Regions from separate parts of the Homo sapiens genome. Here region 2 is linked to region 1. A link is a contact called in ENCODE Hi-C data. All regions are on one chromosome and are shown on one strand. The core of a region is the stretch at or near the end of the contact, and the rest is flanking DNA. Distances in the headings are between cores, read along the strand shown. Region 1 holds the start of FMO2 (flavin containing dimethylaniline monoxygenase 2). Region 2 overlaps FMO1-AS1 (FMO1 antisense RNA 1).

Evidence for each region. A loop is a pair of places that touch in the nucleus more often than their neighbours do. Pooled maps may share reads with other maps.
Region 2: a loop to region 1 is called in a map of heart right ventricle, with 2.7 times the contacts of the local background. The contact joins the enhancer-like site here to the promoter of FMO2 in region 1. A Hi-C loop is called at or near these places in 10 of 168 maps with a recorded cell type or tissue (Caco-2, Calu3, IMR-90 and 6 more) and 6 of 50 pooled maps.

What each region holds. Positions count from the first base shown.
Region 1 is chr1:171,182,003-171,189,174 of GRCh38, forward strand. FMO2 (flavin containing dimethylaniline monoxygenase 2) reads left to right here and starts at 3,298. Exons shown (of 9, transcript NM_001460.5): 1 at 3,298-3,357; 2 at 3,706-3,843. The coding sequence starts at 3,712. The region is part of intron 2 of FMO1-AS1 (FMO1 antisense RNA 1); the gene reads right to left.
Region 2 is chr1:171,124,996-171,132,490 of GRCh38, forward strand. All of the region lies in intron 3 of FMO1-AS1 (FMO1 antisense RNA 1), which reads right to left. Among named protein-coding and RNA genes, the nearest start is that of MIR1295A, 27 kb to the left of the region's middle. Within about 2 kb of position 1,701, at least 7 of the 41 ENCODE cell types and tissues checked have a DNase peak (open chromatin) inside an H3K27ac peak, as active enhancers do; they include gastrocnemius medialis and heart right ventricle, where a contact is called at or near this core.

The DNA.
Region 1 (7,172 bases), core at 2,048-4,547:
ATATTGTTCTTATGATAATATACACAATTAAGGGAGCTTGGACTCATCCAAGAATGGTTCAGAGGGGGTGACTATGGGGCCCCTAACCATGTAGAGGGGTGAAGGGGGCCAACACCCTCTTATTCTCCTATAGTAACCGGAGTATTTTCAAATCCAAATACTTCTCAGCATTTTTATGCCTATCTTAAAACTTTAATTGATGATAAGATTTCACATCTCAGACCCTAGACTCTTGCAGTTAGTGACATTACTCCTCTTTCACATGCTGCCTGAATTCCTCTCTTATCCACTAACAAGTGGTCATCTAACCTTTGTTTGATATTTACAGTGATAGGGAGTTCACTACTATACAAAACAACTCACTCTATATTTGTACAGCACGGTTGGCTAGAAAGTTCTTTCTCACATTGAGACAAACTCAGTTTTTTTGTATCATTAACATATGTAATCCTAGAGAGACTTGTTTCTACCCAAAATAGGCTTGTATGACCTTTTCCGTATAGGAACCTTCTTGAAGGCAATTGTCATGGATTTTTCAATATCTCCTCTAGGCTAAGCATCAGAAGTTTCTTCAGTGGCCCCTTATGTGACATGGCTTTAAGAAGTTCATTGCCATCTTGGTTATTCTTAAATTCTCTGGTAGCTAAGGCAAGCTTATTTCCACATGCGTGAAAGATGGATGGGTGGTAAGGCCTATGGTCCTGAACTAGTAAATGAATTAACATATGTGATAGTATTTTTACAACTTAAAACACTTTGTAAACACAAGATACTATTAAAACATATCTCCTTCATAGAAGGCAACTTGGCAAAGCATATTAGAAACTTGCAACTCAAAATATGGTCTAATGGTACACCTGGCATCACCTGGAAGCTTGCAAGAAACAATTTCAGGCCCACCTCATATCCATTAAATCCCACCTGCATTTTGACAAGATCTCCAAGTGTTTCATTTGCACATTAAAGTCTGAGGAGCTCTGTAAACTTAAAAATATGCAAACACTTTCACTAAGCAATCCTTGTTTTTAGGTATTTATCCTGAGAAAATGATTAGGTTAAGTACACAGCATTTTTATAACAGCAAAATCTTACAAAGAAAGTTCCACTAATAGAAAATTGGCCAAGGTGCTTTACGGTTCTTCTATGGATACACCATTTGCCAGCCAAGGCTAACTCTATAAAGCAAGCTGGTTCTTCTCAGCTGGTGCTGGTACCTAGAAGATGCCTGCTCCTCAGCTGATGCATGCCACCATGAACACAGATGTATGTTTAGTTGACACAAAAGGCCATTAATATCCCCACATCAGTTATCCCTGGAGGATAACTAAGCCATCTGCCTCCATCATCTTTTAAGGGTTCAGTCAGTTTAAAACTTTGCTTCTATACCTAGGTATTTTCTTTTCTCTGTATGTTGGTCAGGTACAATTATTTTTAACAGGGCTTCCATCAATATCATAACTACCTAGAGAAGACATTGCAAAGATAAAATTGGAGAATTGTTAACAGGCTGTTAACAAAATGTGTACCCAACTGCCAATGAAGTGGCTTGATTTTTTTCTTTTTTTAAAATTTTTCTTTTGTATCCTTTTATTTTATTTACTTATTTTTTAGAGACACGGTCTCGCTCTGTTACCCAGGCTGGCGTACAATGGCACAATCATAGCCCACTGCAGTCTCGACCTCCAGGGCCTCAAGCAATCCTCCCACCTCAGCCTTCCAAGTAGCTGAGACTACAAGTGCATGCTGCCATGCCTGACTGATTTTTTGTTTTTTGCAGAGATGAAGTCTCACTATGTTGCCCAGTCTGACCTTGAACTCCTAGCAATACCCTACCCTGGCCTCCCAAACTGCTGGGATTACAGGCATGAGCCACTGTGCCTGGCCTTTTTTCATTTTAACTGAGAAATGTGTTCAGCTCTTTTGTTCCTTAGTCATTGATCATCACTTTTGTTATATCTGTTAGTCTTGTCATAGAGTTGCTGCACTTATTACACAGAGAAGGCCTTTTATCACGACCAATTTATTTTAGGAAATTTCAGGGAAAACGTTTTTCTAGAACACCTTATTTGACATTATAAAACAACTCTTCACTCTTGCACTCCAGACCTCCCTTTCCAGTTTTCTTTTTCTCCATAGTGGTCATCACCACTTGTTTTATTTTATTGATGGGCTGTCTGGCTCCCTCAACTACAAAGTAAACTCCACAAAGGCAGAGAGTTTTGCCTCTTTTATTCATTGCTGTACCTGCATCACTTAGAAAGTTTCTGGCACCTAGGAAGTGTTCAGTAAATATTTATTGAATAAGTTTATGTAAAACGTCTCAGACTCCTTAGAGAAACTGGTCTTTTGGGGTTGGAGAATAAAGTTCTTTACCTCATCAGTTAGACTCTATCTAAGGTACACGAGGGCTTGCTAGTCTCCTAAGTTAGTCTGCTAATAAATGTTAACCCTAATAACTGAAATTATTAGCAGAGGTAATTATCCAGTTCTATATCAAGGCAAAAAGACAGCAGTGGATAGAAAGATCTTAGAAGTCCCACTAGGTTCATCCAAGCCACCATACACATAGGCAGAAAAATCAAAATAAGATATGAGCCTGGACAGGGTGAGCAATCTGGGAAAAGATGAACACAGTATGCTAGGACCCAGAAATCATCAAGTCTATGAAAACTAAGCCAGAACACAAATGTGAATTCCATAAGATCAGGAACATAATCTGTCTTGTTCATCCAGGCATGGTAATCTGCCAGAAATAGTGCTTAACTGCAAGAACTGAATATTTGTTAGATAATTAAACCATCAACTAAATGAGATTCATGCAACCATGAAAAATGCTGCTATAGGTACACAATATTGATATACTAGAAAGTTAAAAAATCAAGTTGGAAATTAGACTATTCCATTTCTGTTTGTGTGTATGTATCTACAAATAGGTGGAAGGATATACCAAAATGTCAACAGCAGTTACCTCTGGGTGGTGAGGAGTAATCTTAACCTTGTTATTTATCCCTATATGTTCATTTGTGAATGAATATTTATTACATCATTATAAAAAGGATTTTTAAACTATCTGTATGTTTAAGAGTATATGTTGCTACTATGTAAGAGTATATGCTGTTACTGTAAAGACATTGCATTACTACTGTTGACCTCAGAGCACGAGCCTCTTGCCTAATTCTAGGACTCCTAACTAAGTCTTTGGAGTTTCAGCTGGAAGAATGCTGGAGGAATACGGAACTCCTCCCATTTCTCACAGCCACCTCCAACTCTTAAAAACGCTTCCAACTGCCTCCCAGCACACAACCAAGGGAGAAAACTATTCTGTCAAAGAGACGGTGCCAAAAGGCAAAAACAAAGGTAAGGATGATCGCTGGGGAAAGAAGCTGAAAAGGAAAAGCTCAGAACTCTAGCTGGAAATTTGGCTCACATCCCTAGTATGTTACTGCATAGTCTGGCTTTGTTCAATGGGTCGCTTTTAAATATTAAAGCTAGATGTAAGCAAGGTTTGCAACAAAGTCCATAAGAAACTCAGCTTTTCTCAAAGGCAAGAAGAGAGCAGGATTTTTGACTGGCTCTTTATTCAATAGTGCTGCTTATTAAATTACCACTGCTACAATGTTTAAAGCCAATTACCTGAGCACATCATAAGGATTCTCTTACCGGTTGTCCCAGTTAAGTAATGTTGATTGATCAACTCCTTGACAGGAGCTGATGGCAAAGAAGGTAGCTGTGATTGGAGCTGGGGTCAGTGGCCTAATTTCTCTGAAGTGCTGTGTGGATGAGGGACTTGAGCCCACTTGCTTTGAGAGAACTGAAGATATTGGAGGAGTGTGGAGGTTCAAAGTAAGTGAGATTTTCTTGGGTCTTGAACAGGTTGTGTTGTTATTTCAGGGTGAATCACAGTTACTGATGGGTCATATTGAGAAATTTATTAAACAACTCTGATCAGATTTTATTTCTACTTATTGATGTGGCCATAATGGAACTGAAGTCATAGGCTGGCATCTCTCCCCCAGTCAATACTAACCCAACCCAGGTAGCTGACCCAGGCATGTAAAAGATCTCTTCTTTTGGATTCAGCAATTGTCTTACAGCCCATACTTCTGTCATTCTTTAATACGCTAATATTAGAGAACATTTTACAAAAATAGAAGTAACAGGGATTCTTCTCAAGATATCACTTCTGTTTCAATTATTAAACCAAATGCTTCTTTAGAGACCATGCTCTTATCATTACTATTTTTCTCTGACAAATGAAGCATGTTTGTTTACTGAGCTTTATCAATGACATTCTAGTATAACTGCTGTGAAACTCTTTGTTAAATATGTTTTATTAAATTTATTCTATTAATCAAACCAAAATATTGATAATGCTATTTGTCTGTATTAGTCCATTCTCATGCTGCTATGAAGAAATACTGAGACTGGGTGATTTATAAAGGAAAGAGGTTTAATTGACTCCCAGTTCCACAATGCTGGGGAGGACTCAGAAAATTTACAATCATGGCAGTGGGAAAGAGAGGTGCTGAGCAAAGGGGGAAAAGCCCCTTATAAAACCATCAGATCTCATTAGAACGCACTCACTATCATGAGAACAGCATGAGGGTAGCTGCCCCCTTGATTCAATTACCTACCCCCACCAGGTCCTTCCCAAGACATGTGGGGATTGTGGGAACTACAATTCAATATGAGATTTGGATGGGGACACAAAGCCAAACCATGTCACTGTCCTTAAAAATTTGTATAAAACTTAGAAAGTTGCATAGATAGCTATAAGGAGTTACAATTATTCCTTCCCACAACCTCTCAATAGGTAGTAGCTTACCACCTTCTAGCTGTGAGATCTTGAGCAAGTTATTTACATCCTGTGTTTCAATTTACTCAGTTATAAATGGATATAATAACAGGAAAGTGTGATTATCTCATAGTGCTATTTTGAAGATTAAGGGAGATAATTCATATAAAGAACTTAGATAAGTTCCGGACTCATAGAGTTCAATAAATGTTAGCTACTAATAATAACTATATATTTTATAGATGAGCAAACTGAAAGTGAGGGAGGTTAAGTGAGATGGCCAGGGCCACACAACTGGAGGAACTGGCCTTCAAACCACGGCCTACGTGACTTCTAAACAGATAAGCCCTGACTTACAACCATGCCCTAACTTGCATTCTTGCTCAAAAAGATTAAACAAAAGTTTAAGTTCAGAACCCAAAAGCAATGACTTTAGAATTATGTAATCAGGTATCCCTGAGATATTAAAACACATAAGAATATTCCAAATGGGAACAAAAGGTTTGAATACATGAAAATCAAACTCATATCAGCAGAGACCATATAAAGGGCTCTCACTGCAGGCTGACTAGTTAGGAGGATGGCAAGGTGATCCAGGACCTGCGCATGCTTTGTCAGTTCAAATTGAATCTCATGCCAACAGCGATCTTTTTTAACATGTAACATTAGGTGTCTCAGGTACACATGACCATAAACCACACCTGGAGGGTTTCTTTTATTTTCTTTTTAATATTTTTCTGAGACAGGGTCCTACTCTGTCACCCAGGCTACCATGCCCAGCCATGGAGAGTTTCTTAAAGATACTGATTCCTTTGGTTAAACCTGCCACCAAAAAAAAAAAAAAAAAAAAAAAAAAATACTGATTTGTGGGCACTCCATCCCAAATCTATGGAATCAAAATCTTCTGGGGGTTTTTAATAAACATCTCAAATGAATCCTATGATAAGACAAATTTGGTAATTGTTACACAAACACCTAATTTAAAAATCTGATCATTCTACTATCTAAACACACTCAGAGTTAATGAGGGAGAAGGGAGAAATTGATTCTTCTGTAAGACGGGTAGCTTTGCAAAAAGGAAAACAGCTTAAATCACATTCATTTCTTATTAAAAGCTGATGATTAATATCATTTTAGTTTTTCCTGGGATGGTGATATAATATGGTGGTCATTCCTGTCTTAACCAAAGATATTTTTGTCCACTCTAGGTTCACATGTAGATTTCAGCTGGAATTTTTTTTTTTTTTTTTTTTTTTTGCTCCCAGGTAGATTCTTAACCTAAACAAGAAATGTAGAAATTACAGTTGGTCCTTGGTATATGCAGGAGATTGGCTCCACAACCTCCCTCCCCCAGTATACCAAAATCCTTGCATACTCACATCCCACAGATTTATTGTCAGCAAAAGAGATGAGAGTTAGTTTGAACAGTCTGCCAACAATATGATTTGATGAATTCTAGGAAGGTATTTTCTGCAGTAAAATATTTCTCCAACTATCCTTTTGCCAGTATCTAAAATTTCAGATTAGAGATAACTTCCTATTCACTAGAAAAACTGGATTAAAACCTGATTAATTAGGCTTTATTGAATATTAAGGGTTAAGTATATAACTGTGGAACTTGTAACAGTATCACATTTCAAATTTCTCTTAAAACTATATCCAATAGAGGAATGTAAACTATTGTCTCCACTCAACGAAGTCAAAGAGTCCAAAGAGTCTCCCTGCAGAGTGAAACATAAAATAAGCAAAATTTCATAGGCTGCCTGCACTACGGCTATGTGAGGGTTTTGGTTACCAGGTGACTGGGAGTTTCCAAGAAGGATGCTGGGAGCCCCATGCTCTTCCCTGGGAAACTTTGCCTTTTCACTACTCTACCATCCAGAAGCAATTTTTTAAATGGGTTATTTATTAATTTTTGTATTTACACAACTCCTACTGGGATTACTTAACATATTTGGTGGTGACAAGTTAACAATAAATAAGTAAATTTAAGAATCCTTGTCCTATACCCAACCCAGACAATAGAGTTCTTCCAGACTCTCCAGCACCCCCTAGTGGCACATATGGACCATGGGACGGGTAGGTAATTAGCATATATTTTTCGTTCTGTTTCCAGCAACGGGAAGCACTTGGCAAGCATCACCTTCTTTTCTTCGCAATACTGCTAGGAAGTATGTATTATGATTATCTTTATTTACATATTAAGAAGAAACAGTTTTCAGATAAAGAATTTGCTCAGGGGAACATAGGTGGCGGGAGAAAAAAAACGAGGGTTTACAATTTCGGAGCTGTCACACTTAATAACCTTGCTGAAGTATTGATAGAGGAAAACATGATCTTCTTTCAGCCGCTAACCTTCTCTGTTTCCTTTATTGTT
Region 2 (7,495 bases), core at 451-2,950, 59 kb before region 1:
AATCATCTTCCTGAAGTGAGCCTCTAAAACACATTACACGTGCATACAATTCTTTACTGGTTCTTCTTTCTCCCCATTTAAATCTCATACAAGGGGCCTCCCAATATGACTAAAGCTACTTTTCCAGTCTTATTTGTAACTATGTTCCAGACAAACTATACTATTTAGAGTTTTCTCCCTGAATAAACCCACCTTCATGTATATATTTATGGTTATACATGAAATATATATATAACCATAGAAAAATGCCTGAAATCCAGGCGTTTTTTAAACCCGTCTTAAATCTAAATTCTTTCCTTTGGGGTCAGACTTTGTACCTGTTCCCAGAAGCATGCTGAGATCTAACTCTAGTCATGAATCTAATGGCAGCAAAGGCTGGATTGGGGTACTTCTTGAGAATAGCCATCCTTTTGCAAAGCAATTGCCACCAGTGAGGTTATTACAGGATTTTTAAACATCCTCAGACTTGGGATGGTGGGCTGCTTCCACTAGAAAGAGAAGCTCAAAGTGATTCGAAGGTTTGAGATTCTCAGCTTCATTAAAAGACTTGCTGAGGCTGGGTATTCAGCATAAGTTGTCATTCTGAAACCTGCAAAATTAAAATTTGTTCTGATTTTCAGACAAGTTGAACCTTTGTTGCAAGAAATAATATTATTTTAAATCCACCACAGGAGCACTCTGGCTGTCTGGCATGACTTGAGCCGAGAGTTGAAAAACCTGTGCCTGTCATCTTCTTTCTTAAGTGCTTCAGTGCACTCAGAAGTTACCATCCCTACCCTTGATCTTGTGGTCATTATTGCCATCATGCAGGTAAATGTAGCAGCCACTTGTCGTCTGCCCCACCCCCACCCTGCCCCACCAAGGGACTTGCTTCAGTAGGTACTTCCTCACAATCAAATAGAGGTGATAATGTGGTTAATTGTGATGCCATTGCTTGCATGGATTACTGTATCACGATTCTCAATTTTTAAGGAGGTCAGCACTGCATTCAAGTCCAAGGACATGACCAAACCAATCCCAATATCTTATTTTTAAGTGTCCATTTTCTTGGACCATTCCTGGCACCAACTTCTGTATCAGTTAGGGTGCTTTCAGGAAAGAGAAACCTTAACAATAGTTTCAACATAGAGAATATTGATATAGTTTTGCTGTGTCCCCACCCAAATCTCATCTTGAATTCCCACGTGTTGTGGGCAGGACCCAGCGGGAGGTAATTGAATCATGGAAGCAGGTCTTTCCTGTGCTGTTCTCGTGATAGTGAATAAGTCTCATGAGATCTGATGGTTTTAAAGAGGGGAGCTTCCCTGCACAAGCTCTCTTCTCTTGTCTGCTGCCATGAGAGATGTGCCTTTCACCTTCTGCCATGATTTTGAGGCCTTCCCAGACACGTGGAACTATAAGTCCAATAAATTTCTTTCTTTTGTAAATTGCCCAGTCTCTGGTATGTCTTTATCAGCAGTGTGAAAATGGACTAATACAAATATAATATTTAAAAGCATTAGCAAGGTATCAGAGAGTCTTAAAGGCGAAAAGAGAACTCAGAGTATCACACAGATAGTTTCTATAGAAGGAGTTGCCTCTCCTATGCCTGAAGAGAAAACAGAAACAGGTTGGAATTATTAAAACTTAGAGGCTTAGGAGGAACTTGCAGAGCTGGAATCTCATCTCTGAAGAGGGTGCCAGCTGGCTGGTGTTGCTCTCCCTGAAGTCACATGAAGAAACTTGTTCTAGGAGTTTGGGAACAACTATAAATCGGAAGTAGCTACAGCACCAGCATGGCTGCAGAGGTGAAGACCTTTTTCTGCAACAATACTAACAGGAACAGGAAGCAACCAGGAAGGAACGAAGGGGAATGAAGTTTGCAAAGTCCCAGCCCCAGCAACATAAAGCACAGCGTAAAAGAACATGTCTGAAGTTGAGAGAAAGTAACTTAATCAGGAAGCCTTCTTTAAACCCATCTCAAATGGGTTTAAATCCTCCTCGTTTGAGGCTTTCTTAATTTACTCTCTATATATGTGTTTTTCTCTCTCCTTAGAATCTCTACAGCAACTTAGATGCTTTTTGGTGTCACTTGTATTTTGCCCTGTACTACAGGTATCCCTATAGCTGTCTTAATCTCTCCCCTCTTCATTGTCATTCTTCTCCAGACACAAAAACATACATATTAGAAAAAAATCAATGAATGCTGGAACAGTGTTTCATTTATTTCCATATTGCCTCTGACTTCTCTATAGCTAGTTGTTGAACTTGTTCACTGCTGAATCCCCAGTGCTTAGAACTGGACCTAGAGTATAATACATCATGTATGTATGTGTGTGTGTATGTGTGTGTGAAAATAAATGATTAGTTAGTGAATAAATTTAACTGAATTGAATGTCAGTCCAGGAAGTCAGACTTGAATGACAATAGGGGATTCTGCATATGGGAATGCTTTGATTAAACAGTAATGCCATTTGAGGAAACAAAATAAAATATCTTCTTTTTACGGTGATTAACCTAATCTCAAACTTGGAAAACTTCTCAGCATCTAATTCATTGTCTTCCTTCACTCCTCCCCTTGACCATGTCAAAAGAAAGATTTAAGTGGATCCAAACCTGAAGCTGTTCCCATAACACAACAAATGTAGAGAATGTGTTTTGCAACCAGTAGTAATGACCAAAAAATGTATTTACATAGACTTGCTTGAAAAGATAAACATAGCATATTATATTCAGAACAAAGGAAGAATGGCTCTTAGCATGCCTGTGGTAAGAAATAAAGTCTGTTCCAAATCCCAAGGTACCAGAGAGCCTAAAATTCCCTGGCAGATGAATTTAATCACTTTTCCGTGTTGTTAATAAGAAAACACTACAGAATGTCAGCTGGTGGAATCGGAATTTTCAGTGCTCATTCTCTCACAGTAATATCAATTTTAATAACCATCCACAACAAAAATACCTGCACAAGACCTAAGGAATCCAGGTGAGAGATTACAGCACCTGAATGGGGCACAGAAATAAGAAAAAACACATAGAAGAGGATAGGAGGGACAGTTTCACACTACCTGTATCACCTCTCCCCCAAGCCTAGGCAACACAGTATGGAGACAGATGCCCTCCATTTAAGTAAGGAGAAGAAAATGAGTAGGCAACTTTGCTCTGGACCCTATTACCAGGCCTGCACTACTAAACCCCAGTGCCAGGTGAGTCCTCACAGTCCCAGGCTCCAGGCTTAACCAGGTGTCAGGCCATATCTAATGGTCCCAGGCTGCAGGATAACTCCTGCGAACCCAGTTTTCCAGGCCTGCCTGAGATTTAAGGGCAGCAGCCCTCATGGCCCCAGACACCAGACTGACCACTGAGAACCCAGGTTTTAGGCCCACCCCGGTACCAGGCCAGCCCCTGTGGACTTGGGCCTAAGAACTGCCCCAATGCCAGGATAGCTCCCGTAGACATAAGCTTCAAGCGCACCCCCATGGACAGTCACTAAGCCCACCCCAGTGGACCACAAACCCTGCTGGCCCCTGTGGATGCAAGCACCAGGACTGTCCACATGGCTGCAGCTTCAGGCCAAGCCCAATGGACCCAGGCTCCAAGTCTTTCCCATGGACCTATGCATCAAGTTGACCTTTGTGAACCTAGGCATCAGACCTGTTCATCTGCTAACTTAGGCACCAAGCCAGCTCACCTGAGGACTTCAGTAGCAAACCTGTCATGGACCTTGCATGTCAGACTGCCAAGAATCTCTGCCCAGTCTGACTGTAAAGGGATCTCCCTGCCAAAACCTGTCTCTAACAACTAGAAGAGGTCCTTACTTTTTAAAATCTGCAGACAGCAGTTCAAGACCACAAGATTACAAATAATCTGGGAAATGTGACACCACCAAAGGAACAGAATAAAGCACCAGTAAACCAACACTAAAGAAATGAAGATCTACAAACTTCCTGAAAAAGAATTTAAAATAATTGTCTTCAAGAAGTCCAGTGAGCTAAAATAGAACACAGATAGGCAATTAAATGAAATCAGGGGAAAAATAAACAAAATGATAAGTTTAACAAAGAGATAGAAACCATTCAAAAAACACACAAAAAAATTCTGGAGCTGCAAAACACAATTACAGAACTGAAAGATTCAACAGAGAACTTCAACAGCAGACTTGATCAAGCAGAAAAAAAAAAATCAGCAAACTTTAAGACAGATCAGTTGAAATTACCCAGTGAGAGAAACAGAAAAAAGAATGACAGATAGTAAAGAAAGTCTACAAGACAAATGGGAAACCATCAAGTCAACCAATATACGCATTATGGGAGCCCCACAAAGAACCAAGAAATAGAGGTAGAAAGCTTATATAAAGAAATAATGATAGCAGACTTTCCAAATCTAGAAAGGGAGCTAAACATCCAAATCCATAAATCCCAAAGAATTCAGTTAGATTAAACATAAAGAGATCTTCACTGTGACACATAATCAAATTCATAAAAGTCAAAAGACAGAATTTTAAAGGCACCAAGAAAAAAGTGATTCATCACATACAAGAGAACACTCATAAAACAATCAGTAGATTTCTCAGTAGAAACTTTGTAGGCAAAAATGGAATGATATACTCAACATGCTGAAAGAAAAATAAAATGCCAATCAAGAATACTATATGTGATGTGTTAGTCTGTTCTTGCATTCCTATAAAGGAATACCTGATGCTGGGTGATTTATAAAGAAAAGAGGTTTTATTTTTCACTCACAGTTCTTCAGGTTGTATAGGAAGCATAGTGCCAGCATCTGTCTTTGGTAAGGACCTTGGGAAACTTGCAATTACGGCAGAAACTGAAGGAAAGCAAGCATGTTACACGGCCAGAGGGCGAGCAAGAGAGAAAGAGAGGAGGTGCCACTCAGATCTTGAGTGAACTATCAGAGCAAGAACTTACTCATCACCAAGGGAATGGCAATAAGCCATTCATGAGCAATATGGCCCCATGATCCAAACATCTCCCACCAGGCCCCACTTCCAATATTGGGGATTACATTTCAACATAAGATTTGGAGGGCACAAACACCCAAACTACATCATTCCACCCCTAGCCCCCAAATCTCATGTCCTTCTCACATTGCAAAATATAATTATCCCTTCCAATAGTCCCCAAAGTCTTAACTCATTCTAGTATTAACTTAAAAGTCCCAAGTTCCGAGTCTCAAGTCCAATGTCTTATCTGGAAATGAATCCCTTTCACCTATGAGCCCACATTTGTCTCAAGTGCACATAAACTATTCTCCAGGATAGATAATATGTTAGGCCACAAAACAAGTCTTCACAAATTTAAGAATACTGAAATCATATCAAGTATCTTTACTGACCACATGGTATTAAATCAGAAATCGATGACAGAAAGAACTTTGGAAAATTTACAAATACATGTAAATTAAATAATATTCTCCTGAACAATGACTAGGACAAAGAAGAAATCAAAAAGAACATTTTAAAATATCTTGAGAGAAAAAAAAATACCAAAACTGAGGGACGCAGCAAAATCAGTTCTAAGAGCAAAGCTTACAGAGATAAATGCCTACATTTTAAAATAAATGAAAGAAGAGACATTATACAGATGCCTCAGAAACAAAAAAGATCATAGGGGACTATTATGAACAATTATATACCAACAAATTGAATAACCTAGAGGAAATATATGAATTCCTAGAAACAGAAAACAAACCAAAACTGAGTCAAGAAGAAATAAAAAGCCTGAACATATAAACAAAAAAATTTAAGTAGTAATTTAAAATCTTCCAATAAAGAAAAGCCCAGGACCAGGCTGGACATGGTGGCTCATGCCTGTAATCCCAGCACTTTGGGAGTCTGAGGTAGGTGGATTGCTTGAGCCCAGGAGTTTGAGACCAGCCGGAAACATGGTAAAACCCCGTCTCTACAAAAAATACAAAATTAGCCAGGTGAGGTGCTGTGCACTGGTAGTCCCAGCTACTCAGGAGGCTGAGGTGGGAGGAATAGCTTGAGCCAGGGATATGGAGGTTGTGGTGAGCAGAGATAGCCTCATTGCACTGCAGCCTAGGAAACAGAGATAGACCCAGTCTCAAAAATAAAAAATAAATAAACAAAATAAAGAAAAAAAGCCCAGGAAAAGATGACTTCATAGCTAAATTCTAGAAAACATTCAAATAAATAATATCAATCCCTCTTAAACTCTTCCAAAAAATTGAACCAGAGGAAATCAAACTCATTTTATGAGGCCAGTGTTATCTTCAAAACAAAACCAGACAAGGATACTGTAAGAAAAGAAAATTCTAGGCCAATATCCCTAATGAACATAGATGCAAAAATCCTCAACAAAATGCTAGCAAACTGAGTTTACAACACATTAAAATGATTATACATTATGACCAAGTGGGATTTATCCTTGGGATAGAAGGAAGGTTTAACATATGCAAATCAGTAAATGTAATACATCAAATTAACAAAAAGAAAGACAAAAAAGAAGATAATCTCAATTGATGCAGAGAAAGTGTTTGACAATTCAGCATCCTTTCAAGATGAAAATTCTCAACATTTACATATACAACAAATGTACCTCAATATAATAAGACCATATATGATAAGCTTACAGCTAACTTCATGCAAAATAGTAAAAAGCTGAAAGCTTTTCTTTTAAGATCAGAAAAAAAACAAGAAAGCTAACTCTCACCCCTTCTATTCAATGTAGAACTGAAAGTCCTAGCCAGACAATCAAGCAAGAGAAAAAAAAATCAAATCAGAAATGAAAATGGTAAATTGCCTTTATTTACAGTTGACATCATATTTTATATAGAAAGCCCTAAAGACTTCACCAAAAACTTTTATAACTAATAAACACATTCAGTAAAGTTGCAGGATACAAAATCAACACTAAAAAATGGATTGCATTTCCATACACCAACAACAAACTATCCAAAAAAGAAATTAAGAAAGAAATTCCATTTACAATAGCATCAAAAAGAAAAAATACTTAGGAATACAATTAGCCAATAAGGTGAAACATCTGGACATTTAAAACTATAGTCTTTAAGGCAATTGAGGAAGACACAAAAGAATGCAAAGATATTTTGTGTTCATTAATTAATATTGTTAAAATGTCCATATAATCCAAAGCAATTTACATATTTAATGCAATCCCTTTCAAAATATAAATAGCATTTTTCACACAAATATGAAAAAACATTCCTAAAATTTATATGGAACCAAAAATATCCCAGATAGCCAAAGCAATCTTGAGCAAAAAGAACAAAGCTGGAATCATCAGACTACCTGATTTCAAAATATATTACAAAGCTATAGTATTCAAAACAGTAATGTACTGGCACCAAAACAGACACAGACCAATGAAACAGTATAGAGAGCCACGTAATTACCCACACATATACAACCAACTAATCTTTGACAAAAGTGCCAAGGACACACAATGAGAAAAGGATAGTTTCTTCAATAAATGGTGTTGGAAAAAATTGGATATCCACATGCAAAAGAATGAAATTG